3 separate regions of the Mus musculus genome follow, and all the other regions are linked to region 1. The links are chromatin loops, found by intact Hi-C in ENCODE. Cell type or tissue: gastrocnemius. All regions are shown on one strand. Each heading gives the region's core, and the rest is flanking DNA. Links, peaks and the distances in the headings are about the cores only.

Region 1 (10,642 bases), core at 1,693-9,692:
AGAGAGACCTTACATATGTAAGGAATGTGGCAAATCTTTTACTAAGTGTTCAACTCTTCAAATACATCAGAAAATTCATACTGGAGAGAAACCTTACAAATGTATGGAATGCAACAAATCCTTTACCCAGGACTCACATCTTAGAACACATCAGAGAGTTCATACTGGAGAGAGACCTTACATATGTAAGGAATGTGGCAAATCTTTTACTCGATGCTCATATCTTAGAGCACATCAGAAAATTCATACTGGAGAGAAACCTTACAAATGCAAAGACTGTGACATATCCTTTATCCAGATTTCAAATCTGAGAAGACATCAGAGAGTTCATACTGGAGAAAAAAATACCATTGCAACTATTGTGACATAGCATTTATTTGGTGTTCCCTGCTTAAAAATCACAACAGTATAAATAATAGAAACATAAAAATAACAGGCTTTTGAAAGCCTTTAGTTAAGGTTTAAATTTAAAAAAAAAATAAAAGTTTATATTAACATGAAATTCTGTAATTATAACTGTGGAAAAAGCTTTTTATTTATTTTTTTAATGTGTATGTTTGCCAGGCCTGGAAGTATTCTCTGTGCACTACATGTATGCCTGGTGTGGGTAGAAGCCAGAAGAGAGCATCAGATCCCCTGAAGTTGGCAGTACACCTAGTTCTGTGTAGCTATTTATATGTTGGGAATTGGACCTGTTCTCTGTAAGAGCAACCAGTGCTCTTAACCACTGACTTTTCTCTCCCATCCCTGGAAAGAACTATAACAAAAATACTTATGTAACATCTAACCATTCATAATAATGCCAGGCAAGATGGTGTATGACTTTAATTGTAGCACTTAGAAGACACAGACAAGCAGATCACTGAGTCTGGGTTCATCCTGGTCTACATAGTGACTTTCAGGACTGCCAGGATTATATAGACCCTGTCTCAAAAAAATTAAAAATAAAAATAAAAAAATGGTAAATATGAATAACATATGATAACATTAGCAATTAGCAAACATGTATGTAATTAAAGTGTATATCACAAAGTTCATAGTTCTGAGAAACTATGTTAAAGTATATTTTATATAATTCCCATGTCTCTTTGGAAATTACATCTCACACAAATATTTTGAATTGCACAAATGCTTTACAAAATAGTGCTAAAATTGCAGAGATTAAAGAAAATTCATCATGAAGGAAAATGTTTTAATTCTCATCTTTCATTCACTTACAAAATCTTCATAATAGAGTTAACCCTTACAAATATCAAGAAAGAGGCAAACTGTAATGAGATAGGCTGTGCATGTGATAGCTGGAATGCTGACATACAGCTTAGAAATACCTCAAAGGCTAAGGATGCGATGATGCCACACCATCCATCGCAATGCTCTGTACATAGAGGTAGGTGCATCTGTATGAGTTCACACATCTTGGATAGTGAATTGGTACTTTAGGGTACATGGTTCAAGGGCAAGACCATGACATCATTTCTCTTCCAGCAGCCTGTACTAGACCTTGTAATGCTACAAAAGCTAGCCAGTTCGGAGAGTTTCTTGGTAAGTTCAAGATTGTTCTCTGTCTCGAAACCAACGTGTTTGATGTCATCAATAGCACCATGTGCTTAGGACGGCCATGCAAGAGAACTGACAATGACCTGTTTTGTTTGGGGTGCTTCTGTGACCCCCCCCCCCTTGAGGAGTAAGTCCTAAGCAGATAGAAATATCTGGTACAGAGAGCTCCATTTAATAGCCCTGGCATCTGGCAGTAGCATTATTTAACTAAGTGTGACACAGCAGCTCAATGGCTTTAAAATCATATTTCCTATATAACCTGTAAGATAGTGGCGTTTCATAAGGCTTTTTCATAAAGCCTTACTTTGGATAACCCACCCACTCTTCTTTCTTCCTGTCCTCATCTCCAGTTAAACACATTACACATTGTCCAATGCCCCAATCTTTTATAGCACATGTGTCCTGCTCTCCCCTTTGATTACATGTTTTTACATGGGATGCGAAACAGTAAGGTTCCATGTAGTTATTCATGGATCTCTCATTTGAGTGGAGCTTTAGCAGCCCCCTTTCTTCCCCATCACTCCACTATATGTTTAAGTCATTATGTACCCAGTGTTCCCACTCTATTTTCACATCACCTATATTCTAATATCCACCCTCTCTTCCTGAATCCCTCTACGACAGGTGCATTTCTAGCATCTTGGCCTCCACATGAAGTCTCACTAGGACACACAAAACAAAAGTTTGAAGCTACGATGCACATGAGTGGAAATGTGATGTTTGCCTGCTGGGACTAGGCAGCAGCACTCATCATAATTTTCAGAAATGTACTTTTGCTTCCAGATTTCCCAGTTTCATTTTATTAACACCTGAGTAATACACCTTTGTACCTAAGTATCACAGTTTTATTTATGCATGTGTCAGTTGAAAGACATCTGAGTTGATTCCATTGCCTAGATACTGTGAATAAAGGTACAATGAACATGATGGGCAAGTGCTCCTTGGTAAAGATGGAGAGTCCTTGGAGGTTGTGCCCAGAAGTGATTGTTATGCATCAGCTTCTACTGAGATTAAACCTTCCAATTTGGAAGAAGTTCCTTAAAATATAGGATATTAAAACAGAGGTAAATAAATGGATGTTCTTATGGGAGATGATACATTCTATCCTACAAAAAATCACCAGAAACTAAAGGTGATAAAGATGACTTAACAGCTTTAGGAAGTCCCCAAAACTGGCAAAATTCACCAGTGCCCTCCTGCCTCAAGCATATATAATCAGTATGGACTCTGACACTATCAGACAAAATGAGCTTCGCAGAACATGTTCAGACCAGCCATCAAGCAGATCCCAGCCAGTCAAGTTGCCTGAATCAGACAAAACAGGTCAAGCTGTCTGGAGGATGTAGTGAGTGGCCTCAAAGACAAACCTCCCACCTCAGGTGAGCTGCCTGCAAGCTATGCAGTGGTCCCCGGGTTTGCAGCTTCATTAGCCACCACCCTCACAGGGTGAAGCAACTGTTACTCGGTCCTTTTTGTTTCTATCAGTAGCTACTCACCCACACTCTTGTAAGTCACACATTATACTAACTGGTCCGCTGACATTTAGAGATGACTCAGTGGTTAAGAGCACTGTCTGCTTTTTCAGAAGACTCACTCTGAGTTCTCAGCACCCTCACATGGGCACTCAATCTGTAACCTTAACTCCAGGGCATCCAGTGCCCTCTTCTGGACTCTGTGAGCACCAGGAACACACATAGTTCGCCAAAATACATGCAGATGAAACATCAATAGAAAGAAACCACATTGGTGCCCCAAGTTGAACTCTGTTGGTTCCCAACATTGATTTGTCATTGATTCCTCATCTGGGATAAGTATATGTGTGTGTTTGTTTCCACAGGAATAGTGCCACATGTTAGTTATGTCCTGTGACACCCAGACTTCTTTCTTTGTTTGAGAATATATACACTGATTTTCAGAGTGGATTCTCTAGTTCTCACTCCCCAGCAGTATTGGCCTCCTTCCCACATGTGTATGCCAAGAGTCGTTAACATTCCTGATGATGGACACTGTAATTAGGGGAGCATGTTAGCTTAAAGAAATCCTTGTCTGAATTCCACTGATAATTTTACAAACTTTTTTATTTTTGTCTGGGTTTCTTGTGTTTGTTTTACTTCTGTTCTGTTTTTTTTTTTGTACTGTAAAATTTTATAATAATAGTGTAACTACATCATGCTTCATTTCCTTTTCCTACTGCCAAATTCTTGCATATATTCTTTCCTGCTCTCTTTTAAATTCGTGCCTTGTCATTTCATTATTATTGTATGTATAATATGTATGAGTGTATTACGTATAATTTATGTATAACATATATATTCCTAAATCTAACCTTGTCTGTCTGTCTTATACTACTTGTGTATATGTTTCCAATGCTGACCATTTGGCTTTGGATAACTCGTTGGTATTCTCTCCCTGAGGGAGGCTCCTGCTGCCAGCATTGTCAGTTGCCTGTAGTACACTCCATAGGGATTGAGGCCTTGTGGACTTTTCCCCATCCACTTTGGCATGTCCATTGCTGTTGTGCTTGTTCAGCTCTTGTTTGAGCAGTCATGATTTTGAAATTTTATGGATATAGCTCCTAGCATTACTAGGTGAAACAATCTCACAGCAAACTCCTTGATCCTCTGCCTCTTGAATATTAATAGCCCATCTTCAAAAATATTCCTTGAGCCTTAGGTGCATGAGTGTTTTGTAGATATATCCATCATATGTGGGCTCAACAACTCTACATTTTGCAGTTGTAGATTTTTTTGTAGTGGTCTCTCTGTTGGAAGGAAAATTTCCTTACTGAGGGAAGAAAACTATATTTATTTGTGGATATGAGAAAAAATATTTAAATTTTATTAGGAACAAATCTGAATTAGTAAATTGGTGGTGGTTGGTTCTCCTCCAAGATTCGTAACTTCACCAGCAGTGAGAAGTTAGCTAGCTTTCCAGTACCAGTCATAGTTTCCCTGTTGTTATGAATATCTTAAGTCCAATTAGAGAGCTGTTGGTTTTCACCAAGGTGAACTTGCCATTACTGAACCTCTAGAGCTATCCTGACACGGTGATCATCAATGTGGTTCATAGGCATTATAGCTGGGTAGAACTGTTCATGATATTCTTCCTTTAGAGCTTTACATGCTTCTTCTGGTATCACACAAGCTAATTCTCTGAGAGGAGTTTGGTGTATTTTGAGATAGGGTCTGTCTGTATTACTAGCTGGCCTAGATTCCGTATGTAGATCAGGCTGGCCTTGAACATAGACTTGCCCTGTTTCTACCTCATGAGTTCTAGGTTTGAAGGCTTGCATGACCTTGCCCAATGAAGCGTAACTGTTTCTGATTACTTTGTTTGTTGGTATGTTTGTTTGAAGAGACAGGGTCTAACCTTGACTGACTTTGAACTCACAGGATCTGACTGCCTGTCTTCTGAGTCCTTGGGATTAAAGGCTTTCACAACCACTGCCAAGATTTAATGTCTTGACAATTCCAGAAAGTAAGGGCACAACCCACTTGATAGAAATGAGTTAACAAGTAGATCTTATTTCTACTCACATTAAATACTTCTATTGCATAAAATCACTAACTTGAAATAGATGAAGTTCCAGGTGCATATAAGACACCAAATGTAAATAACATGAAATAAATAATATAAACAAGATGATAAGTAGTCTTACACGTGTTCTCGCGACCGGCCAGGAAAGACGCAACAAACCGGAATCTTCTGTGGCAAAAGCTTTATTGCTTACATCTTCAGGAGCAAGAGAGAGAATGGCGAAACCCAGTCCCTTTTAAGGAGAATTATCCTCCGCCTAGGACGTGTCACTCCCTGATTGGCTGCAGCCCATCGGCCGAGTTGTCGTCACGGGGAAGGCAGAGCACATGGAGTGGAGAACTACCCTTGGCACATGCGCAGATTATTTGTTTACCACTTAGAACACAGGATGTCAGCGCCATCTTGTAACGGCGAATGTGAGGGCGGCTCCCCACAAAGTAGCAATGTGACTTAAGCAATTATAAAATGTAACCCTGAAATTAACCCCACAATTAGATCGACAGGATTCTATCAGAACTGCAAAGAAGAGCTAACCGCAAAGCTACTTAACATTTAATACTTCTTGAAACACACACAAAAAACAAGACTTCCTTACTCTAACTATTCCTTTACATTTAACTAAATAATGATCATGGTATGGTGGAATGTCTCCCTCATGGACAAACACACCAATTAATTATCAAACAAAAATCCCACCAGATACTGGTACAACAACAAAAATTCCACACTCATGTGGTCTTTTCAAAGAAACTTGAGCTGGGCATGGTAGCACATACCATTAAACACAGGATTACACAGAAAACCTTGTCTACATTCAATAAATGAATGAATGAGCCCCCATTTCTATTATTAGCTGTTTCATACTCATATGAATATATACACAGAATGTGTGTGTGCATATGGGCATATCTAATACTGCCCACTCTCACCTCCTACCTCTCCACTATCCTGGTCCACAATTCCAACAGTCACTCTACTGTGTTCATCTCTATTCATATTGCTTGTGATCCACTGAGATGAACCAGAGCCATTTGTGAGACTGGGTTTGGAGCTATGTATTGGAACCTGATGTGCTCAGCACAGGATGACAACTAAAGACAGTGAGTGACTCTTCTACAATCTATCCATAGCCAATGTTTGAGAGGTAAGGGGAGCTGTTGTTCCCTTTCCTAGACTGACTGTGGTCTTGTGTGAGGCCAGTGCAGGTAAAGACAGCTGCTATTGGTTACTGATTACAATACTTGTATGGAGTCTAGAGAATGGTGTGTCTTAACCTTTCCCTTATTTTCTAACCACCTCTTCTTCCTTGTTCCCAGAGCTAGAGATGGGGTGGTGTAGCTGACGTTTTTAGGCCTGGGAACACATACTTCACTTATTTTCTGCATCTGCGACAGCCAAGAGGCTGCATTCACCACTCCATTTAAAAAAAAAAAGGAAAACAGAACGTTCTCTTTTTTTCCTCTCAAAGCATCGCTGTCACAGAAGACTTAAATGACAAGACCGCCATCTATTGGGGAAATCAGTACAGCGCGGGATTAATTCACCCCTAGGCTGTTGCAAAGGCCTTACCACTTACTTCTTTTCAAAATCCAAGTTCTTTAAATATCTCTCCCCAAGTTCATATTTCAGTATTTTGTTTTGGCTTTTTAATGTTTGTGTGTTGGGGATGGGACTCTCGCTTCTGAATTTAGTCTATTATTGTTTGGTATGAAATATATAAGCCAGAGGTTGGTAGTCCAGTGGAGACGTTAGGCTGTTTGTCTTTTTTATAATTCACCTTACCCAAATCAGTTCCCCAGTCCCTCGCAGCTTTTCCCCTCCCCGCACCCATTCTCCTCTGAGAAGAGGGATTCCCACCACACCTGTATTCACTAGCGCCCCCCAGCCCCTCCCGCCCAGCACATAATCACTGCAGGACTAAGCATATCCTCTCTGACTAAGGTCAGACAAGGCGACTGGGTTAGGGGAAGGAATCCACAGGCATTCAACTAATTCAGGGACAGCTCTTGCTCCAGTTTTGGTGGTGGTGGGGCGGGGGTGGGAGCTGTCGTTTATCTAAAGGGTTTAGAACCCCGAGTGGGGCTCAGATACCGGGTGGAGCGTCCTTCCAAAAACACTTGTGGTCGGCGCTCTCACAAGAGTGTGTGGAGGCTGTGCAGAGCCGGAGCAGCCTGAAAGCTGGAGCTGTGTGAAAGGCAGCCTGAGACAAAGTGGGAAGGACTGGTCTCTGATGGGGCGCAGATGCTCACCCGGAAACATATTTGGAGATCGGAGATCCGGAAGCACATTGGGAGGATTTTCGACTTAATGGAGATGTGTAGGGGAACTGTGTAGAGTGTGAGGAATTAGGAGAAACACGTGGGTGGAAGCTGGGACGCTAAATTACTGAAGTTTGAGAAGTTTTACCTAGAGCCAAAGCCAGAAGTCGCTTCGACAGGTTTCCCCCGTGCACGCGGTCCTGCACCGTGGGTAATCGCGTGGTGCAGATCTGGGGTCGAAAGATACGGTGGACTTGGGGGAAACTAAAATTCCTGGCTGCCGCGGGTGCCGCGGGTGCCGCGGGGCATCCTGGGAGAGTCAGTCAGCAATCAGCAGCGCAGCTGGAACTGCAGCCAGGCTACCAGAGCTGCTGGGCTAGGAAACAGGAAGGAGCAGTTTCTTTTCTGTTCCTGAGGAAGCTGGCTCTGAAATTCTGCGGTGGATGTCTTCCCTTGTGGATACATTTTAGCTCATATAAAGTGGAGTAATCCTGGTTTTTGTTTGTTTGCTTGTTTTTTGTTTTGATCTTCTGATTACCAAAATATTCTTATTAGAATATTCTAAGAGAATATCAGTTCTCTTTGTTGAGGTGAAACGGACCAAGCTCTTGGAATTTACACTCATCCACGCTAACTCCCAGGGTATATATATATATACTTAGTGACTTGGCATCCCTGTAGAACTTTTAGATATTAGTCATGTCTGAAAAGCACAAGAGGCAATGTACCAGTTTTTAGGTTTTACATATTTTTCTGTTTTCTGTCTGATGCGGATATATGCATTCTGTGTTTGGTGACATGCACCCTTCTTGATCAAGGACTTTTTATCTAACGGACTCTTTACCATTTCCTAATACTCTCTGCTTTGTATGTTAATACTTTTGACTTTTCTGTCACTACTATAGTTATGATCACTAGCCATCTTTACTGAACCCCATATTCATGGCATTTAAAGAAATCTTTCTCAATATTTTTTATCTTTAGATATGAAATCTTTTGTAGAAAATATCTTTTAATATCTGCTGTCATTTTTCTTTTTTGCGTAGTGTAGTCTGTTTACCTGTTTAGTATAGGGAATATTAATTGAAAGAAGTTCATTTGTTATTGTGTAGGAACTTGAGTATGGACACTGACTGGGTAGAACTGGAATCTCTTTATATTATATATCTTTTATATCTTATGAACTTTTTAATATGTGCAGAGCTTTTTAATATGTGCACATTTTCCCTTCCAGCAGATGCTGAGCAAAATAAATAAGCAGAATATACTTATTTATTGATTATATTTTTATTTGCTTTTAAATAGATTCTGGATTTTAGTCCATTATTCTACACTATACTATACCATATATAATATAATATAATAAATATAATATATAGATACTATAAACACATAAAGTAAATATATCTGCTGGATAAGCTATCTCTTCATACTTAATTTTACTATTTCCCTGAATTTTAAATTTTTACATAGTATATTTTGTCAGTCAGTTCTTATATCAAGTGTTGCCTATTTCTGTTAATCTACAGGATTCACTGTTTCAGATCACACATGAAAGTCTGATTCCTTGTATGATAGGAGAAAATTGGACCCAGGTTCATATTTTATATGCCCATAGACACTTTTCCCAGTACCATTGTTTGAAGAGGCTGTCTGGTCTGCAACACATTTGTGGTGTTTCGGTTGCATTCCCATGGTCATTGCTCTTGGGCAGGTTCTGGATTCGCTGCTCTACCGCATTGAGCTGATCTGGAATCGCACTAGGACTACATGAGCATTGTAACATATTCCTGAGGTTTTTCTGTACCCGGGAATTTGTGCATCAATATAAATTCTAGGCTCTCCTTACTGTAACTGTGAAGTATATTGAGGACAGTGTCGTGGAGTTTGAGCTTCCAGATTTCCCAGTACTATGTCTCATTATGTCTGTGTGAGGTATCTTTTCATTTTCTAGTTAGTGTCTTTTTCAGTTCCTTCCACGATTCAAAGTTTTCATTGTACAGACCTTACATACGTTTGGTTAGTTCATTCAGGGATTTTAAATTTTTTGTTTGTTTCTTTGTTCGTTTTTTCTTTTTCTCTCTCTCCCTTTACTAATTTCTATTTTCTGTTCCATTCTTGTTGAAATATCTCTAGAAGAATAACAGTTGCTCAAAACCATTGAATCATCTCTCTAGCGCCCTATTAAGTTTTATTTATATGAGTAATAATGATAGAAAATGATATGAAGCCATTCCTGTTCAGTTTTTTATTGTAGTTTTTTTTTTTTTATTTAGATGATCAAAAACCTTGACTTTACATGGGCATTTACTATTTCTTAATAAGTTTTCTTTTACTACTGTTGTATGTTTGTGTGGATTCCTAAACATAAAATTACAGCCTGCTCAGTCTGTATGTTTTCAAGGATGAACATTTGTTATTGTATAACCCATATGGTATACTCTTTTTTAAAAAAAAATTATTAGATATTTTCTTTATTTACATTTCAGATGTTGTCCCCTTTTCGGTTCTCCCACCCCAGGAAACCCTTCCCCCCTTCCCCTGCTTCTATGAGGGTGTTCCCCCACGCACCCACTCCTGCTTCCCTGCTCGCAAATTCCCCTATACTGGGGTGTCGATCCTTCACAGGACCAAGGGCCTCTCCTCTTATTGATGCCTGACAAGGCCATCCTCTCCTACATATATGACTGGACTGGAGCCAAGGATACTTCCATGTGTACTTCTTGGTTGGTGGTTTAGTCCCTGGGAGCTCTGGGAAGTCTAAATGGCTGATATTATTGTTCTTTCTATGGAGTTGCAAACCCCTTCAGCTCCTTCATTCCTTTTTCTAACTCCTCCATTGGGGACCCCATTCGGGATCCCGTGCTCAGTCCAATGGTTGGCAGTGAACTAGGCCATCTTTTGATACATATGCAGCTAGAGTCAAGAGCTCCGGGGTACTGGTTAGTTCATAATGTTGTTCCACCTATAGGGTTGCAGATCCCTTTAGCTCCTTGGGTTCTTTCTCTAGCTCCTCCATTGGGAGCCCTGTGATCCATCCATTAGCTGACTGTGAGCATCCACTTCTGTGTTTGCTAGGCCCCGGCATAGTCTCACAAGAGATAGCTACATCTGGGTCCTTTCAATACAATCTTGCTAGGGTATGCAATGGTGTCAGCGTTTGGATGCTGATTATGGGGTGGATCCCTGGATATGGCAGTCTCTACATGGTCCATCCTTTCATCTCAGCTCCAAACTTTTCCTCTGGAACTCCTTCCATGGGTGTTTTGTTCCCAATTCTAAGGAGGGGC
Region 2 (10,642 bases), core at 1,584-9,583, 65 kb before region 1:
AAGCTGTAGTTAAAGATGGTCCTGAGCTCTCGCTCTCTCTCTCTCTCTCTCTCTCTCTCTCTCTCTCTGTGTGTGTGTGTGTGTGTGTGTGTGTGTGTGTGTGTGTGTGTGTGTGTGTATTTGGAATTGAATCCCAATGCTCTGAAAGAACACCAGTGTTTATAACCACTAGGCCATATCTCTAGCCCTTGGAAACACTTTCCTTGTTCAACATCTCAAAATACACAATTCCAAACCTAGCAGGAACACTGGCATGACCTTTTTTTGGAGTGTCTCTGGAGCCTCCCTGACTAGTAAATCCTAGCCAGATAACTAGTATCTGGTACAGAGAGATCCACTTAAAAGTCCTGGTTCCTGGGAACAGCATTGTTTACCCATGTGCACACCTCTGTTCAAAGGTTTATACATTATATTTCCTTTAACTTGTAAGCTAGTTAGATTTCATAAAACTTCATCTGTGCTTTTGGCTATGCCACCTACTTTCTTCCTGCCCCATCCCCAGTTTCACATTTAATGCACATTATTGAATGTTCTTTTTTTGTTTGTTTGTTTTTTGTTTTTTTGAGACAGGGTTTCTCTGTGTAGCCCTGGCTGTCCTGGAACTCACTTTGTAGACCAGGCTGACTTTGAACTCAGAAATCTGCCTGCCTCTGCCTCCCAAATGCTGGGATTAAAGGCGTGTACCACCACCACCCGGCTGTTCTATTCTTTTATATCACATGTTCCATTTTCTTCTCATTGCACACACACACACACACACACACACACATCTTTAACTTCATTTGAAAAATGAAAGGGGCCCCATGGACATCTCCTTTGGTTTGACCTTTCAGCAGCCCCTGCTCCTCTCAGCCAGTCGTACTACCACTATCTAATTCCCTATCACCTGTATTCCACTGTCCATCCTTTCTTCCTGAATCTCCCACTGATGGTCCATTTCTAGCTGCATACCTTTTACATACAGTCTTACTTTGACAAACAAAACAAAATGTTGAAGCTAAGGCACACATGTGAGAGGAAACATTTGCTGATTGTTGAGGACCAGTCAGCCTCCATAGTCACCATGTTATCAGGTTGCTTAAATTTGCATCCTGATTTTACGCTTTCATTTTTATTTACAATGCTCTACAGATATGTATCACATTTCCATTTTCACACGTGTCAGTTGATGGATACCTAAGCTGATTCCATTGTCTAGACACTGAATAAAGCAGCAATGAGTATGATGAGCAAGTGCTCATTGATAAGATAGAAAGTCCTTGGATTTCATGCCCAGGAGTGGTTAGTGCATATCAGAGTTCTCTGAGATTATCCTTATCATGATGAAGGAAACCACTTTAAAAATAGTGTCTTAAAGGAAATTAATTGGATGTCTTAGGGCAAGTGAATGGAGGGGACATGAACTGTCCATCCTCTAGAGAATCTCCCATTGCTCAGAAATAGACAACTTAGTACCCTCAAGAAGTCTGAAAAACCGGCAAGATTCACTAGTGACCTCCTGCATCAAGCATATACAGTCAGTAAGGACTGCTGACGATGTCAGAGAAGATGATGGCTCAAACCAGCCATGAAGCAGGTACCAATCAAGCTGCCTGAACTTGGTAAGACAGGATAAGCTGCCCGGAGGAGTTAGTGAGTGGCTTGAAAGACACACTTCCTACATCAGGTGAGCTTCTGGCAAGCCGTGCAGAGGTCCCCAGTTTTGCAGCTTCATTAGATAACCCTCACAGTGTGATGCAGATGTCAATCAGTCTGTGCTTCTGTAAGTAGCCCTTCACCCACACTCAAAGTCCCCCTAATAAATCTCACTGATGAGCTTTAGATATGATTTGATGACTAAGAGTACTGTTTGCTCTTTCAGAAGACTCACTTTGCATTCCCAGAACCCTCAAATGGGCATCACTATGTATTCTCAATTCCAGGGGATCCAATGCCCTCTTCTGGCCTCTGCAAGCATTATGAACACACATGGCTCACAGACATACATGCACACACAATATCCCTGAAAAAGAAACCACATTGGTTCACCAAATTGGACTCTGTTGGTTCCCAGACATTGATTTGTCACTGATTACTTATCTGGGATAAGTAGATATTTGTCCTTGTTTCCACAGAAATAGTGTCACATATCAATGCTATAACTGGGTCACACAGAAGTTTTCTTTCTTTCATTTATTCGTTTATTTGGGGGTGGACATCTAGACTGATTTCAAAAGTTGATTCTCTAGTTTTTTTTTTTATCTCATAGCAGTGTGAAACCTCCTTTTTCCATATTTATAACCAACATTAGCTATCATTTCTACCCCTGATAATTGACACTGTAAGTAGAGCATCATAGAAGTTTAACGTGTCCTAGTCTGCATTTTCCTGAGAGGTGTATAACTTGCTTGTTTGGTTTGGCTTTAGTGTAGCTTTGTTATGTGTTTAAGTTTGTTTGTTGTTGTTGTTGTTGTTTTTGGTTTTACATTTTTAATTTTGAGTTTATCCTATCATTAGATCATTTGCTTTCTCTCCTTTCTCCTGCCAAATCTTCCCAAATACCATACCGCTCTCTTTCAAATTCATGGCCTGTTTCTAATGTGTTATTGCACACATGCATGTCTGTACTGGGATTCTAGTAGAATCACTGCATCTATGGTAAACACCAGAATGCGCAGTTGTTGTCTAGCAGTACTTAGATCTTGAATGGTACTTCTGGTACCATAAAGCTATTCCTCAGGAAAGAGTTTGCTTTACTTTGTGACAGGGTCTATCTGTGTATTAACACCTGGCTGGACCCTCTATATAGACCAGGCTGGGCTTGGACTCAGGTATTCCCTTGTTTCTACCTCCAGAGAGCTGGGTTTGAAGGCTTACATGTACACATAACTTCACATAACTCTCTCTCTCTCTCTCTCTCTCTCTCTCTCTCTCTCTCAACTGGGTTTCACTGTGTAACTTTAGCTGACCTGAAACACAGTAGACCAGGCTGGCTTTGAACTCACAGAGATCTGTCAGACTCTGCCTCCTCAGGGAGGAGTTAAAGTTGTGTGCCACCACCGATCATCTTGTAATGTCCTCACCATTACCCAAGGTAAAGGCTCAACATTTAAAATATGAGTAACAATAGGATCTTACGTCTACTGATAATAAAGACTTCTATTACACTAAACTGGAAAATCTAATTGAAATAGGTGAGATTCCAGGACATATAACATATCGAATGTAAACAACATGAAATAAATAATATTAACAAGACTACATATAGCAATGTGACTACACATAGCAATTAGAAAATTCCACCTTTTAAACAAATTATTTTATTTATTCACATTCCAGACATTACTCCCCCGCCCCTGCTCCGTGGTCTCCCCTCCCACAGTTCTTTATCCCACTTCTCCTCCAACTTGCCTCTGAGAGGGTCCTCCCCCCAATCAGACCTCCCCTTTCCCTGGGGCCTCACTAGGCACATCTATCACTGAGGCCAGACCAGGCAATCCTTTGCTATATATGTGCTGGAAGCCTCAGACCAGCCCATATATGCCGCCTGGTTGGTGGCTAATCTCTGGGAGCTCCCTTTGGTCCAGGTTAGTTGAGACTTCTGGTCTTCCTATGGGTTTGCCCTCCCCAACTGCTTCTTCAATCCTTCCTCTAATCCAACTATAGGGTCCCCTCCCCCCAACTTCAGTCCAATGGTCAGGTGTAAGCTATCCTGTGTCTGTCTCAATCAGCTACTAGTAGAGCCTCTCAGAGGAGAGCCATGCTAGGCTTCGGTCTTCTCCATTTTTGCCCCTGCATTCCTTTTAAATAGGAACAGTTCTTGGTCAAAAATTTTTACTGAAGGTCAGCAAGCCTGTCCCTCCACCTCTATCTACTGGAGGTAGTTCCCCCTACCCACTGTTGGGCATAAAATGCCATCTTTGAAACAACCCCACAACAAGATTGACAGGATTTTATTTCAAAAAACCAATTTCAAAGTGACTTAACAGCTACCACTTATTGATACAAAAGAGAAAAACTTCCTGACTCTTAACTATTACCTGATACTAACCCAGATTCTGAGCCAGTCTTGGTGGACCATCCCATTAATCCTAGCATTTCAGAGGCAGAGTAGGCTGACCTTAGTGAGTTCAAGGACAGCCTGGCTCTGAAAAGCAAAAACAAAATAAAAAACAAAAACAATCAAACAATTTAACAAATAGAAGTCCTCCACCCGATACTGATACAATTAAAAAGAAATTATAGACTGATGTAATTTAAAAACAACTTTGAGGGGCTCAGGAGATGGCTCAGAGGTTAAGAGCACTGTGTAGCCTTCCAGAGATCCTGAGTTCAATTCCCAACAATCACATCATGACTCACAACCATCTGTAATGGGATCCAATGCCCTCTCCTGGTATGCAGGTGTACATGTAGATAGAGCACTCATGTAAAAGAAATAAATATGTTTCTTTTAAAAAAATGTTTTTTGAACTGGGCATGGTAGCACACTTCATTAATAATTGTGTTACACAAAGAAAACCTTTCTCAAATGAATGAGTGAGTGAATGAATGACCTCCCCCAAGTTTTCTATTATTAGCTATTTCACACTTGCATATTGCATTTGTATGTCCACATCAAGTATTGCCCAATATTTTGGTATACTTTTGATATAAAGTACATATTCCACTCCTAAAACTCTGCTCTTCTGATTTACAATTCCAACAAACCTCTCGATTGTGTTCATCTCTATTCATATTGCCAGGGACCCAGTAAGATAGGAGCTATGTGTTGGAGCCTGATGTGCTCAGCACAAGATGACAACTAAAGGTAGTGATTATTCTCCTACAATCTATCCATAGCCAACCTCTGGGAGGTAAAGTGAGCTGTTCCAGTTCCTAGAATGACTGTGGTCTTGTGTGAGGCCAGTGAACATAAAGACAGCTGCTGTTGGTTACTGATTACAATAATTGTATGGAGTCTAGAGAATAGTGTGTCTTAGCCCATCCTCTCCTCTTTTCCTTCTTATATCCTAACCACCTCTTCTTTGGTGTTCACCAAGCTAGATGAACTAACTAGTAACTGACTATATTAAGACTAGAACCATATACCTTATTTTTTGCATCTGTGCAAGTTAAGGTCTCTGCATTCAACACTCCAGAAAAAAGGGAGGGAGGGAGGGAGGGAGGAAGAGAGAAAGAGATAAATAGATAAATAAATAAATAAATAAATAGAGGGGTGGAAGGAAGGGAGGAGAGAAGGAAGGAAGGAAGGAAGGAAGGAAGGAAGGAAGAAAGAAAGAAAGAAAGAAAGAAAGAAAGAAAGAAAGAAAGAAAGAAAGAAAGAAAGAAAGAAAGAAAGAAAGAAAGAATTGGTTTTTCTCACTTTAAGCATAAATCACAAGACTAACTCCTTTCTGAGTTAGTAAAATGACAGACCGCCATCTAGTGGTAACATCAGTACAGCACAGGATGAATTCGGCCCTGGGCGGATAGCAAAGAGCCACTGAATTCTTGAGACACCTATTTCTTTTCAAATTCCAAGTTCTTTAAAAGTCTCTCCCAAGTCAAAATTTTAGGATTTGCTTTTGGCTTCTCATGTTTGTGTTTTGGGGATGGGACTTGGGCTTCTGAATTTAGCCTGTGTTGTTGTTGTTTGGTACAAAGTATGTATTCCAGCGGCTGGAAGTCCAGGAGGTGTTAGGCTTCCGGTCATTTATCTAAATGGTTCTGAACTCACTATGGGGGTCAGATATCGGGGTGCAAAGTCCTACCAGATCCACTTCTGGTCTAGCTAGCAGCAAGCATGAGGGGAGGCTGGGCGAGCTGACAGCTGGGCCTGTGTGGAAGGCAGCCAGAGACAAAGTGGGAGGGACGGGTCTCCGCGGGGCAGGGCCACTCACCCGGAAACGGAGGGTGCAAGCACATTGGACGTTACCAGGAAGTGTAGAAAAGTGTTGAGTGGGAGGAGTTAGAGGAGTGACGTGAGCGGAAGCTGGGAAACTAGGTGAGTGAAGCCAGGTAAGTTGAGAACCAAAGCCAAAAGTGTTAACGACCTGTTCACGTCCAGAGCTCACGGCCCTGCACCGTAGGGAATCGCGTAGTGTAGACCTGGGATAGCAGAACGGGGAGGAATTTAGGGGAAGGTAAAACGCCGGCCAGCCGTGTGCCGCGCGGGGCATCTTGGGAGAGTCAGCAGCACAGCAGCTGGAACCATAGCTCAGAAACCTCCCAAGTCAAAGGAGCTACGGGGCTGGGAAGGGGCCGGAAGAGAGCAGGGCGTGATCAGTTTTTCTGGTGTTCATAAGTAAGCTGGCTCGATATATTTTAGTGCATATAAACTGAAATAATCCTGATGTGTTTTTCATTGACCAAATGATTGCCAAAATATTCAAAATAGTAGAATAGTAGAATATTTTAGTTTATCTACTGAAGTTTGCAAACCAGTTCTCTTTGTTGAGATAAAGGATAAAGCTCTTTAAATTTACTTACATCCATGCTAACTCCACTGTTATACCCAGGACATACTTGGTGACTTAACATCCCCAGAGAGCTTTTAGCTATTACTCATGAAAGGAATGGCTGGAAATGTAACTGAATCTCAGCGTATATTTGTTGCGAGTTTCGTAGATATAGTTGTAAATATAACTAGAAGTGATTGTCATCACTTCTTCCTCTCCTTCTAGTCTCTCACTCCTCCACTACCTTCCTCCCCCTATCCTACACCTTCCTCTCTTTATCCTCAGAGAAGGGAAAGCCTCCTGTGGATATCCACCCTCCTTGGCATATCAAGATGCAGTGGGATTAGGCACTGCACTGAGGCTATTGAGGCTAGACAAGGCAGCCCAGTTAGGGAAAGGGGATCCAAAGGCAGTCAACAGAGTCAGAGACAGCCTCTGCTCCAGTTGTTAGGGGACCAACATGATAACCAAGTTGCACATCTGCTACAGTTCACAGTTAGAAAGGACATTATAAACCAGTTTTTAATCCTTTAATCCCTGTATCCTATAACCCTTTAATCCTTTAATCACAAGCCTTTAATGCCTACACTTAGGAAACTGAGGCAATTGGATCTGGGAGTTCCTTGCCACCCTGGTACATAAAGGGAGTTTAAGGACAGCTAGAACCACAGAGAAATGTCAGTGGGAAGAGGGAGAAGGAAAAGGAAAAAAGAAATAAAACAGAAAAGGTATTATATTGTATATGATGGTACTATAAATCATCTTTCAAATAATTACTTTAGCTCTTCTATATCAGAAAAAAGACAGCAAAAGTATTTTGTCTCCTTAGTTCTAGAAAACCACTTTGTCCATGAACACAAACTGTTTTTTGGTTTGGTTTGGTTTAGTTTGGCTTAGTTCCTGTGTTTGTTTTGTCTGTGGCTTGAACCCATTGTGTCCCTCTGTCTGGCCCAGAACTCATCCTGTCATGTAGACTAGGCTGGACTGGAAGTCACTGAGTTACACCTGACTCTGTTTCCTGAGTGCTAGCGTTAAAGGTGTGCACCAGGACCACTATTCAAACTGTTGTTTTGTATTTTGTGGTCAGTTCACGGCCACCAGTGTGACTGTGGACTTCTGCCAGAAAGAGGGGCAGTGTCAGCACCATGCTGGGAGTGCTTTGTACAGAGACTGGAGGTTGTAGAATTACAGTATTCTGGTTTGTGTGGGTGAGAATAGTTTGCTTCAGCCGCCTTTCACTGAGAAAAATCTCCTCAGGACTGTACTTTCACTCCTCAGGGTTTTGTGGCAAGTCCTCTGCAAGCATTAGCTCCTTTGGGAGAATAGGACTTCCATCATTTTTAGTCCAGGATAAATTTGGAACCTCACTAGTGTGTAATATTCTCATCCCAGTCATTCAGTTCCATTTCTGCCCCTCAGATTTGGCTGAACTGTGATTGGAAGAGAGTTTTCAGTTACACTAACTGAAAATGCTTTCTAAATATTTTCAGTATTCTGACACTGCATAACATCTACTGAGCACAGTACTGTGCAAGAAATGCAGGTGCTTGCTGAAGATCTCTTTCTTATGTGCAGGGCTCACTGATCACCCAGACCTGCTCACCTGTGGAGCAGAGCAAAGAGCCCTGGAAGATGTAGATGGAGGAGACAGTCACTAAGGATCCAGGTATTTTGGAGGATTGGTGAGGGATGGCAGGGGGTTCAAGTGAATGTTATAGTGGGACACAATATCCATTTTGCTACGTTCTGTTTCACTGGAAATGATTCTGGAGAAAAATCTCCTCAGGACTGTACCATTGTAGAGATGAGAAGACTTTCTACAAAAGAACTGATCCTAGGAGGCAATAAAAATGTATTTGATCATGCATGTGAGTGATGATGTCCTTATTCCATGCACATCACTGATTATGTCTATATACCAATATTAAATGGTTTTCATTTCAGTGATTTTAATGTATTACAAAATGATAAAAATTAATACTTCTAGATGTAATGTTTAATGATTTGTGGAGCTTTTGGTATTTTAGCACATTCTCTTCTTTTTTTAAAAGATTTGTTTATTTTATGTATATGAGGACACTGTAACTGTACAGATGGTTGTGAGCCTTCATGTGGTTGTTGGGAATTGGATTTTTAGGACCTCTGCTTGTTCCAGTTGGTCCCATGCGCTCTGGTTGGCCCTCCTTGCTCCAACCCAAAGATTTATTTATTATTATAAATAGGTACACTGTATCTGTCTTCAGACACCAGAAGAGAGTGTCAGCTCTCATTACGGGTGGTTGTGAGCCACCATGTGGTTGCTGGGATTTGAACTCAGGGCCTTCAAAAGAGCAGTCAGTGCTCTCTCTCTCTTTTTTTTTTTTTTTAAATTTCTTTATTTGTCTTATATTATGTGAGTACACTGTCATTGTCTTCAGACACACCAAAAGAGGGCATCGAATCCCATTGCAGATCACTGTGAAACACCACGTGGTTGCTGGGAATTGAACTCAGGACCTCTGGAAGAGCAGACAGTGCTCTTAACCATTGAGTCATCTCTGCAGCCCTGATATTCTCTACCTATTAGTGTTAATTCCTCCATTCCTTAAAATAATGCCAACAGAGTTTTGATGAAAATCAGGAACTATGTTGCAGACAGGTAAACTCTGTCTATCCTGTCTTTCCAGGGATATCTTCTACTGTCTATTGTCACGTCAATTCCAAGTGGTTTCCACTGCTGTGATTGTAATATACTGTGAAATCACCTCTAGGTGTGATCCTCTTCCTATTTTCTAGCTCTGTGCTGCTCCTTGGTAATTTCAGGATTACTTTCTGTAAAATATGCAAGTGGAATTTTAATAGGAGTTGCTTGGCGTCTTGGAGAAGAGAAGCCTCCTTCTCAGTTGTGTTCTCATGTGTGAGAAGCACGTGAGGCAGTGTGCCACTTTTCACATCTTCTGCAGTCTCCTGTTTTCTGTCAAGGCAGGTCAGGGTCTGCTGTCAAGCTTTCCTGGCCTGCTGTTGCGTAGAAAGTTAGGAGGACATTCACCTCAGGCTCAAGGCAAGGAATGAATGATGCTATGGTCCTTGGTGAAAGGAACAGGGAGGCCAATGGATGAGATCTACTGTGTAGATGTCACCAGCTGTTCCTGCTAGCTTGTGGAGTATAAAATGGTTATGCAAAATACACTCAGGGCTGCTTCAGTATTCATTAACACTCCTCCAGAATCGATCTCTTACCTCTGTATCATCTTTCTGCCTCCCCTTTCTTTAATCCTCACTTGCCCTTAGGGACAGATAGACTCCTGCCAGTGAGTTCTGACACGACAGTCTGCATTCTGGGTTTTGTAACATGCACTTGTGATGATCAAGGACTTGGTATCTAGGAGCATTTTATCATTTGCTAATACTCTTTATTTCCTATTTTAATACTTTTGTCTTGATTTTTCTTTCACTAGCGTAATTATGGTCATCTCATCTTTACTGCAGTCCATATTCATGGTATTTAAAAAAAGATTCCTTCTGTCTTGGTATTTTGTATTTTTAGATATGAAATAAATTTTTGTAGAAAATATGTTTTAATCTCTGCTGTCATTTTCCTTTTTTGAATGCTGTAATCTGTTTACATGTTTAGCATAGAGAATATTGCCTACTTAATTTCAAGAAATTACTGAAAGAAATGCATTTATTGTTTAGGAATTTGAATGTGGGTAGTATCTAGGGAAGATGGAAACCTGTGTATATTAAATTTACATTATCTCATGACCTACACTTAAAGCTTTTTAATATGTGTACATTTGCCCCCCCCCCCAGCACCTGTTGAGCATTGTCTTGGTCAGGGTTTCTATTCCTGCACAAATATCCTGACCAAGAAGCAGTTGGGGAGAAAAGGGTTTATTCAGCTTACACTTTCCACATTGCTGTTCATCACTAAAGGATGTCAGGACTGGAACTCAAGCAGGTCAGGAAGCAGGACCTGATGCAGAGGCCATGGAGGGATGTTACTTACTGGCTTGTTTCCTCTGGCTTGCTCAGTCTGCTCTCTTATAGATCCCAAGATTACCAGCCCAGGGATGGCACCACCCACAAGGGGCCTTTCCCCCTTGATCACTAATTGAGAAAATGCCTTACAGCTGGATCTCGTGGAGGCATTTCCTCAACTGAAGCTCCTTTCTATGTGATAACTCCAGCTGTGTCAAGTTGACACACAAAACCAGCCAGTACAAGCATGGTCTGTTCAATCC
Region 3 (10,642 bases), core at 1,121-9,120, 240 kb before region 1:
TTCAAGTCTCTCAAGAAAGAAATCAAAGAAGATCTTGGAAAATCTAGAGATCTCCAATGCTCATGGATTGACAGAATTAAGATACTAAAAATGGACATCCTACCAAAGGCAACCTACAGGTTCAATGCAATCCCCATCAAAATCCCAACACATCTTCAAAGACATGGAAAAAACAATTCTGAAATTTATCTGGGAAGGCAAAAAAAAAAACCAGAATAGCCAAAACTATTGTTAATAATAAAATAATTTCTGGGGAAATCACCATCCCTGACCTCAAGCTGTATTGCAGAGCAATAGTGATAAAAACTGAATGGTGCTGGTATAATGACAGGCAGGTAGATCAGTGGAATAGAATTGAAGACTCAGAAATGGACCCACACACCTATTGTCACTTGATCTTTGACAAAGGAGCTAAAACCATCCAGTGGAAACAAGAGAGCATTTTTAACAAATGGTGCTGGCTCAACTGGCAGTTAGCATGTAGAAGAATGTGAATTGATCCATTCTTATCTCACTGTACAAAGCTCAAGTCCATGTGGATCAAGGATCTACAGATAAAACCAGATATACTGAATCTAGAAGAGAAAGTGGGGAAAAATCTAGAACACATGGGCACCTGGGAAATTTTCCTGAACAGAATACCAATGGCATATGCATTAAGATCAAGAATTGACAAATGAGACCTCATAAAATTGCAAAGCTTCTGTAAGGCAAAGGACACTGTCAATAAGACAAAAAGGCAACCAACAGATTGAGAAAAGATCTTTATCAATCTTACATCTGATAGAGGGCTAGTATCCAATATATACCAAGAACTTAAGAAGTTAGACTCCAGAGAACCAAGTAACCCTATTAAAAATGCAGAACAGAGCTAACCAGAGAATTCTTAACTGAAGAAACTCAAATTGCTGAGAAGCACCTAAAGAAAAATTCAACATCCTTAGTCATCAGGGAAATGCTAATCAAAATGACCCCAAGATTCTACCTCCCACCAATCAGAATGGCTAAGATCAAAAACTCCTTTGATAGCAGATGCTGGCAAGGATGTGGAGAGAGAGGAACAGTCCTCCATTGCTGGTGGGTTTGCAAGCTGGTATAACCACTCTGGAAATCAGCCTGGCAGTTCCTCAGGAAACAGGAAATAATTTTACCTAAGGACCCAGCTATACCACTCCTGGGCATATATACAAAAGATGCACCTACATATAACAAGGACACATGATTCACTATGTTCATAACAGCCTTATTTATTATAGCCAGAAGCTGAAAAGAACCCAAATGTCTTTCAATAGATGAATTTATACAGAAAGTACCGTGCATTTACCCAATGTAGTACTACTCAGCTATGAAAAACAAGGACTTCATGAACTTCTTAGGCAAAAGAACGGAATTTGAAAATAGCATCCTGAGTGAGATAACATAGTCACAAAAGAATACCTTTGGTATGCACTCACTGATAAGTGGATGTTAGCCCCAAAGCTCAGAATACCCATAATACAATTCACAGACCACTTGAAGCTCAAAAAGAAGGTAGACCAAAGTGTGGGTGCTTTGAAACTTCTTAGAAGAGGGCCAAAATACTCACAGGAGGAAATATGTAGACAAAGTGTGGAACAGAGACTGAAGGAAAGGCCATCCAGACACTGCCTTGACTGGGGATCCATCCTATATACAGCCATCAAACCCAGACACTATTGTGGATGCCAAGGAGTACTAGCTGACAGGATGCTGATATAGCTGTCTCCTGAATGGCTCTGCCAAGGCCTGACAAATACAGAGTTGTGTGCTCACAGTCAACCATTGGAATGAGTACGGAGCACTCAATGGAGGTGTTAGAGAAAGGACTGAAGGAGCTGAAAGGGTTTGCAATCCCATAGGAAGAAAAAGAATGTCAACCAACAATACCCCTAGAGCACCCAGGGACTAAACCACCAACCAAAGAGTACACATGGAGGAACCCAGGGCTCCAGCTGCAAATCTAGCAGAGGATGACTTTGGCATCAATGGGAAAAGAGGCCCTTGGTCCTGTGAAAGTTCAATGCCCCAGTGTAGGGGAATGCCAGGGCAGGAAGTGGGTTTGGGTGGATGGGTGGGTGGGGGAACATCCTCAGAAGCAGGGGGAGGAGGAAGGGGATAGGGAGTTTCAGGGGGAACTGAGAAAGGAGATAACATTTGAAATGTAAATAAAGAATATATCTAATAAAAAAGAATATGTTATGTTCTTGTGATAACTATTTCTAGAATATGTGTCACTTGTGGCTATGAGGTAATTTTCTTCCTAATAGAAAAAACTTCATCTTAAAGGGTATAAAATTGGATTAAGAAAAAATCTTTTGAACTTGCTTCAACCATTCTGTTTGTGTGCTTTTGTGTTTGGTTTCTTCCCTTTCTCTTCTCTAATCACTGGCTGCCATAGGGAGCAGCCCTTGTCAGTATCTGGACTGAACCTTGCCAATGCCACTTTGCTTCCTGTCCTGGTTTACCCTATTCCACCATCAAAGCCAATCTTTGACATACTCCTTTAGTAGTATGAACAAGGTGTTGACCACAATCAGATACTTCAGAATCAAATCTGTGGATTTTAATCTAGATGTTGTGAAAGGAGGGCAGAGTAGAAAATAAGAGAAAAATTCCCAAGTATTCCAACTAGAGTCTGTGATAAGTAGACCAACCCCATTGCAAGATCCATGAACTGCATTCTGTCCACTGCATTGTCTGATCATAGACTTCAGAACCAGAGGACCCTACATGGAAGTATAGGATGGAGGCAACATTTATTATGTCAACCAAACTACAAAATGTTCAATTGAAAATGATTCCAGCTGGGCAGTGGTGGTGCACACCTTTAATCCCAGCACTTGGGAGCCAGAGGCAGGTGGATTTCTGAGTTCAAGGCCAGTCTGGTCTATAGAGTGAGTTCCAGGACAGCCAGGATGGCACAGAGAAACCCTGTCTCAAAAAACAAACAAAAAAATCAAAAAAGAAAGAAAAAAGAAAGAAGAGAAAGAAAAAGAAAATGACTCCAATCTCAAGACTATTTACATCAAAATAATTTTCTTTTCAAAGTTCATTTGGTTATTTAATTTCAAGTGTATTGTGTATTCTGTGTATCCCTGTATTCCACAAATATGTTGAAGCCTGAATAGGACAGAGGAAGGCATAAGTTGCCCAAGAACTAGAATACAGTTTTTTGAGAGCCTCCCCATTGCTTCACAGAATCAAACTAACTAAGCATTCTGTAAGAGAAACTGAAGTCTTCACTTCACCACATCTCCTGGCTAGCTTCCTTTACAAATGCTTTGAAAATGGTAGAGCTAGTCTTGAAGCTTAGAAAAAGCCATCTCTTTTTTTTTTCATAAACTCAAATCAAATTTATTTTAATTAAAAGTTTCTGAATCCATTCTTGGAAATCATACTGCCTTTGTCCTCACATATCTATGCAGAGGATCATGGAGCTGTTTTCTGTTAAAGATGGAGAGAATACCTTGTGACTTGAAACTTCATGCCCTATACAGGGTGTCAATAGAAAACATGAGCAAGAAACTTTGGTCGATTGAACCACAATCCTACTCAAAAAAAAAAAAAAAAAAGACTCTTCAAATTGTCTAAAATATTTAATCTAGGTTTTAAATTGTCATTTCATTTTGGATATGTGCTATCTACTTATAGACTTTATTATAAAACATTTTGATTTGTATGTAAAAGTTTATTATATAAAGTGTTGTCAATTATTAGGAATATTAGGGACTATAAATTAGAGTCGGTGGCACATGTTTTGGAATTATCTCAGATCTTCAAAAGTTGAGGTAATTGAGTTAGGAGTTCTAAACTACCCTTAGGTACTTGGCATCTGTAAGGCTAGCTTGAGTTATGTGACTTCCTCCCCTGCACATCTCCTGGCTAGCTTCCTTTACAAATGCTTTGAAAATGGTAGAGCTAGTCTTGAAGCTTAGAAAAAGCCATCTCTTTTGTTGTTGTTGTTGTTGTTCTTTTATTGAAGATAAGAGACTTTTCTCATACAATATATCCTGATTATAGTTTTTCCCTCCTTCTAATCATCACAGCTCTTCTTATTTCAGTACAGGCTTGAAATTAGAATAGTGTGCTGCTTTTTGGTAGAGGTTGGTGTTTTGTGGGGGTGTTGGTGTTATAACTGTAAACTTGACACAAGCTAGAATCATTAGGAAAGAAGAAACAAGACAGCAAGAGCAAGGGAGTAAGCAGAGTTCTACTAAGGTCTCTGCTTCAATTCCTGCCTCTAGATTCATTCCTAGCCTGGCTTTCCTCCAGGATGGACTGTAAGCTGTAAGATTAAAGAAACCTTTCCTCCCTGTGTTGCTTTTGATGATGGTGCAGGTCACACAAACAAGAAGCATTCTGGGGCAAACAGTTTTCATTAGACAGTTGCATTTATATTAGCCAGATACATTTCTGGGAAAGTCATTTAGCAAAGCAAACATATCTGCTATAGGTTTCAAATGATATTTGGTGATTGTTTTCCTTAGAGAGATTATTGGAAGCTAGTGGTCTAAGCAACTGCATTTCAAAAATTTAAGCTGAGAGAAATTTAGATTTTGGCTCAAACACAGAGGTTGTCGGTAATAGCTCTAAGGGGACTAGTGATAGCTTGAGAAAAAAAAATGTTCTTGATCTCCTACAACTGGCTGACCCTTATTATGAAAAATCAATCAATCAATCAATCAATCAACAAATTAGCCTTTTTATTCTTTAGCACATTTATGATTGGTTCCAGAAAAAAACCCATTTTACAGTATTAAAGGTCTGAGTAGAACTTACATAAACATTTTGACCCCAGATGTCAATTTCACTATTAAGTCAAATGAAGGATATTAGCCTTGTCTGAGGATAACTTGAGTTTCCAGTAATGTCTTACTAGCCTAATTTGTCCTGGAGAGTCAATGTCCTAGAGAAATTCAGACCCACTGATGATAATTGGCATTCATTACTTTTTCATGTTTTTAATACTTTTCCAGCTTATAAAAGAAGTAAAAGTCAGATCTTGACGTCCTCCTGGGAATGAGAAAGATATCTCTACAAGGAAAGCAGTAATTTAGTTATGTAAACAAATGAGTGCTCCATGCAAGCCCTCTTTTCAGCATGTACCTATATAAACTATTCTTATTTTATTATGGGACTATTATGTTTCCTACACTACTCTCAGACTGATCCCACAGATATCTGTGTGTATTCAGTGTTCCAGGACTATTTTATATCTTTGAGTAACTGGAGTCCCAATTAATATTGGACAGCAGGTTAATAAATAGGTTTCATTTTTATTATTAGATATTTTCTTTATTTATATTTCAAATGCTATCCCCTTTCCTGGTTTCCCTTCCGAATATCCCCTATCTTATCCCAATGGAGGAGCTAGAGAAAGGACCAAAGGAGCTGAAGGAGCTTGCAGCCCCATAGGAGGAACAACAATAATTGGGTTTCAACAGGTGTCAGAAAATTTCAAGTTTGTAATTTCAGAATTCGCCACAAGGTGGCTATCACAGGCTGTTTCTGTAAACTCCAAGGTGGTTATAGACCTGCTCCATCAAAGCAGCATTTTCCTTCCAGCCTGCACCTCTATCTGCAGTCTCACCACTCGCAGGTCCAGGCCCACAGCTCTGCCTGGCTCCTGGGAAGTCTGCTCTTACCCAGGAGAAACACCTAGGCCCCAATCCTCAGACATCTGTGACCCCAGCGAGCCTAGCAGCCCTGAGGTCTGCCCAGTCCTTTTAGAGTTCCATCTTCCTTCCAGTCCATAGCTCTACCTGTAAACTTGAAACAGCACTCCATTTCTCAACGCACAGTTATGCCTGACTCTGCAGCGGGGCGGGGTTGCATGGATGCTGCTCATACCCAGAGCAAACAGTACCAAAAGCCTGCTACTTACAGGGACAACCAGATTGTTAAAGGCATGGGCAAGAACATAATTAACAGAAGCCAGTCCAAAATGGCACCATCAGAACCCAGCTCTCTTACTAGAGCAAACCCTAAATATCTTAACACACCTGAAGAGCAAGAGTTTAAATCTCATCTTATGAAGATGATAAAAGCCTTTAAAAAGGAAATAAATCCTTTATAGAAATAGAGAAAAGTACAATCAAACATGTAGAATCCCTTAAAGAGGAGACAATTAAACTCCTTAAAGTAATAAATAAAATACAATCAAACAGGTGAAGGAAATGAAGGAGATGTTCAGGATTTAAAGATGGAAAAAGAAGCCATAAAGAAAACACAAAATGGAGGCAAATTTGAAGACAGAAAATCTATGAAAGAGAATAGGAATTACAAATACAAGCATCATGCACAGAGTACAAGAGATGGAAGAGAGAATCTCAGGCATAGAAAATACAATAGAATTTGATACATGGATCAAAGAAAATACCAGATCTAAAAAGATTCTAATACAAAACACCCAAGAAATTTAGGAAAATATGAAAAGACCCAATCAAAGAATAATAGGATATCTTTCTACTGATCCTGCCCTACAGAGTTTTGAATTGTTTTTGAACAACAGCTCTGCAATTTAGGTTGATTTGAAATTCCAAAGTCCAATAATCAACCTGCCTCAGCATTCCACCCGGTAAGATGACTGGTCTAAGCAAGCACACTTGCCTGAGTTCCTGTTTTGTTTGTTTGTTTTTCACATGTGACCCAGATGGTCCTAAGTACAAGCAGTATAGACATTCCTGACAATACACACGCACAAAATATATTTTTTAAAAAGGGGACTGTAGAGGACCTCATGGCAAATAACTTGTTGCAACTATAAAATCTGTTGTGGAATAAACAGCTGAGTTGGATGGTCTCTTGATTAGTATTAGGCAGGAGTTCTCTAGCTGTATTCAATTGAGGAGAGTCCTTGGCTAAAATCACAAACCCTGGGCACTCTCTTTAATGTTGCATGAATAATATATATTGACACATGCCTGCATTCTCAGAATTCAAAGAATTGAGGCATATGGATTAGAAGTTCAAGGTTATTTTTGGCCCTGTAGTCGGTTTGAAGCCAATCTTTGCTATATAAAAACTATTACATAAGACAATTATAAAGCTCTGTAGCTGAGGGAGAAAGAACCCTGGTCTCTCTGTCAGAAAGTCTTTCAAATACCAGATCAGTACACTGAGTAGAAATAAGAAAATCAAGAATGGGTGATAAGCCAAGAATTGTTATACAACCCCCTCTCCCCCAGCATCTAAGAACAAGGGTGGAGCTATTGAGTTTTGGGCCCAACTGCTCTGCACAAGAATCACTGGGAGTGACTGCTGCTGTGACTACATTGGGGAAACAGAACCTGAAGAGGTCACCTCCAGAACCCAGATATGAACCCCAATGGGGTGATAGTGACACCAACCCAACCACAAAACCTTTAAAGCAGAAATTATCCTGTCTACAAATAGTGTAGGTAATGGGGAGGGATCAGAGAGTGAGGGAATGGCCAACTAATAACTGGCCCATCCTATGGGTTAGCACCAATTGCTAACACTGTTAATGATATTCTGATATGCTTGCAGTCAGTAGCAAGTTGTCATCTGCTAGGCATCACCCAGCAGCTGACTCAGACAGATACAGACACCACAGGAAAACAGGGAACAGAGCTTGGGGCTTCTTGCAGAATAAGAAGAAGGATTGCTAGCTCTGAAGGGGATAGGAATTCCACAGGAAGACCAACAGAGTCAACTAACCTGAACCCTTGGGGCTCTCAAAGTCTGAAGCACAAACCAAACAACAAACAGAGGCTGTACCCAGGCCTTCTGAGTCATATGTGCACATATGCAGCTTGACCTTCATGTGGGTTCTGAACAAATGGAACAGGTCTATCCCAAAAGCTCTTGCCTGTATGTGGGATATGTTCTACTAGATGAACTGCCTTGCCTGGATGACCTCAGTGGGGAGTATGTGCCTAGTCCAACAGAGACTGGAAGTACCATGGTTGAGGAGAGATATCTAAGGGGGGTCCCACCTGCTCATAGGAGAAGTGAAGGGGAAGGGGAAAAGAGCATGGGAGAGGGTGACTGGGAGGGGGACAGTGGGCAGGATGTAAAGTGAATAAGAAAAAATTAAATTAAAAAGTTTCATGATGGCTATATAAGATAAGTAAACTGATAGCAAAGACCCATTGACAAGGACAACATCTATACAACTCATTCAACATGGAGAATCGTGTACATGGAGCCTTCTCCCCAGCTACTATAGTGTTGGGGGCAAGAAGGTACTCTGCAGGTTACCAAAGAGAAGTGCCCATAATCTAGCCTAAAGAAGGCAGACAAAGTGGCTAAAGAATAAGACTAGCCTGTTTATTTAAAAAAATTTTAGGGTATCCTACATGCCGGATGAGTCCTGTTTCCAAAAACATGAATACATGAATGAATATACAAACTAATTACTGAATAAAATTTGAAATAAGTGTTTTAAATGCCAAAGAAGTGGCCCAGTGTGAAAATGCTTACCTCTTTTTTATTTTTTTCAATTTTTTATTAGATATTTTCTTCATTTACGTTTCAAATGCTATCCTGAAAGTCCCCTATACCCTCCCCCCCGGCTCACCTACTCACCCACACCTACTTCTTGGCCCTGGCATTCCCCTGTACTGGGGCATATAAAGTTTGCAAGAACAAGGGGCCTCTCTTCCCAGTGATGACCTACTAGGCCATCTTCTGCTACATATGCAGCTAGAGACACAAGGTACTGGTTAGTTCATATTGTTGTTCCACCTATAGGGTTGCAGACACCTTCAGCTCCTTGGGTATTTTCTCTAGCTCCTCCATTGGGGGTCCTGTGTTCCATCCAATAGCTGACTGTGAGTATCCACTTCTGTATATTTGACAGGCACTGGTATAGCCTCAAACGAGACAGCTATATCAGGGTCTTTTCAGCAAAATCTTGCTGGCATATGCAATAGTGTCTGTGTTTGGTGGCTGATTATGGGATGGATCCCCGGGTGGGGTAGTCTCTGGATGGTACATCCTTAACTCTTAGCTCCAAATTTTGTCTCTGTAACTCCTTCCATGGGTATTTTGTTCCCTATTCTAAGGAGGAATGAAGTATCCACACATTGGTCTCCCTTCTTCTTGATTTTCTTGTGTTTTGCAAATTGTATCTTGGGTATTCTAAGTTTCTGGGCTAATATCCATTTATCAGTGAGTGCATATCAAGTGAGTTCTTTTGTGATTGGGTTACCTCACTCAGGATGATATCCTCCAGATACTTCCATTTGCCCAAGAATTTCATAAATTCATTGTTTTTAATAGGTGAGTAGTACTCCATTGTGTAAATGTACCACATTTTCAGTATACATTCATCTGTTGAGGGACATCTGGGTTCTTTCCAACTTCTGGCTATTATAAATAAAGCTGCTATGAACATAGTGGAGTGGAGCATGTGTCCTTATTACCAGTTGGAACATCTTCTGGCTATATGCCCAGGAGAGGTATTGCTGGATCTTCTGGTAGTATTATGTCCAATTTTCTGAGGAACCGCCAGACTGATTTCTAGAGTGGTTGTACAAGCTTGCAATCCCACCAGCAAAGGAGGAGTGTTCCCCTTTCTCCACATCCTCGCCAGCATCTGAAAGTGCTTACCTCTATCATCCATACATTACCATAGAAAATGTGAGATTATAAAAAAAATAATAATAAAGGGTTGCAGAAGTGGCTCCAGACTTAAGGGCCCTGGCTGTTCCCAACTTTCTAAGGAAACATAATATTAATTTTTATAGTGGATATGTGGGGCAATGAGCTATGTACAGACAGGCTGGTCTCCAGTCGAGCTGAGGCTGTCAACCCTGGTGAAACCCAGTGGTGATAATTCACCTACATGGGACAGAAGTTGTTCCCTCATGTCTCCTGGACTTCTGGTTCCTGTTGAAGTTACCACCCCCACACCCCCCAACAGGGAAATCATGGCTAGTAGTCACATACCTAGCAACAACAAGATAACAAGCATAAGATGACAAGATAACAAGATAACATAAGATAACAAGATAACATAAGAGGGGCTGCTTGGCCCTTCCTCACTCTCTTACTCTCTCTCCTCAGTCTCTTAAACTTTTACTTTCCTTACTCTCTCCCTCTTTCTCTATCTCTTACTCTCTCTTTCTTACACTCTAGCCTTTCTTCTTTCTCCCCCTTTCCCCCTTCTCTCCTCTTGGCCATGGCCGGTCTCTCTCTCTCTCTCTCTTTCCATCCTCGCGCTTTCCCCTCCCTTTTTAAAATAAAGCTCTAAAACCATAGACTGTCTCTGTTCATCAAGGCCCACTGTACTTGGATGATGGGATAAGCTTTCTCCTAAGGAGCTGTGCCTAATCTCCCATCAGAAGGCCTTCCTGTGCTCCAGCCACTGACTGGACTAAAGACTCTTGCCTGCATGGGAACCTCTCTCTTCCTGCACTATTTCCCATAACACCAGGGCCAAGGGTGCCGCCCTGAGGCCCCTGGTATCAGGGGCTACCCCTTGTCCACCCCCCACTGTGTGGGGTCAGTGACTTAGATGCCCACCTGGGGCCAAGTGGAAAGCTTCCGGCAGTCCTCCCATGTCCATCTGCCCAGAGCACAGGAACTTTGGCCAGACATGGGCTCTCTCCCTCCTCCCTCCCTCCCCCAACACCCAGCAGCCCCACAGTGGATACAC

The links. A loop is a pair of places that touch in the nucleus more often than their neighbours do. Peaks named below come from ENCODE experiments on the same cell type or tissue, not always from the same donor. Only the 100,000 strongest peaks of a DNase experiment are listed, where the experiment ranks them.
Region 2: a loop joins it to region 1, with 4 times the contacts of the local background. A loop is called at or near these places in 19 of 42 quality-filtered maps.
Region 3: it touches region 1 in a loop (8-fold over the local background); 22 of 42 quality-filtered maps call a loop at or near these places.

What each region holds. Positions count from the first base shown.
Region 1 is chr17:21,509,296-21,519,937 of GRCm38, forward strand. Zfp53 (zinc finger protein 53) reads left to right here. Exons shown (of 5, transcript NM_013843.3): 5 at 1-1,182. The coding sequence ends at 370. Among named protein-coding and RNA genes, the nearest start is that of Zfp52, 21 kb to the right of the region's middle. In gastrocnemius, for the core only: a CTCF peak has its summit at 6,606 (motif pointing left); DNase peaks (open chromatin) are centred at 6,610, 6,921, 7,324 and 7,673; H3K4me3 peaks cover 1,910 bases; H3K27ac peaks cover 2,620 bases.
Region 2 is chr17:21,444,443-21,455,084 of GRCm38, forward strand. It overlaps Zfp51 (zinc finger protein 51), which reads left to right and starts at 5,932. Exons shown (of 5, transcript NM_009558.4): 1 at 5,932-5,979; 2 at 7,995-8,085. The coding sequence starts at 8,058. In gastrocnemius, for the core only: a CTCF peak has its summit at 5,418 (motif pointing left); DNase peaks (open chromatin) are centred at 5,430, 5,835, 6,746 and 7,550; H3K4me3 peaks cover 1,601 bases; H3K27ac peaks cover 1,877 bases.
Region 3 is chr17:21,266,773-21,277,414 of GRCm38, forward strand. It overlaps the pseudogene Vmn1r-ps149. Among named protein-coding and RNA genes, the nearest start is that of Vmn1r235, 12 kb to the left of the region's middle. In gastrocnemius, for the core only: a CTCF peak has its summit at 5,497 (motif pointing right); a DNase peak (open chromatin) is centred at 5,533.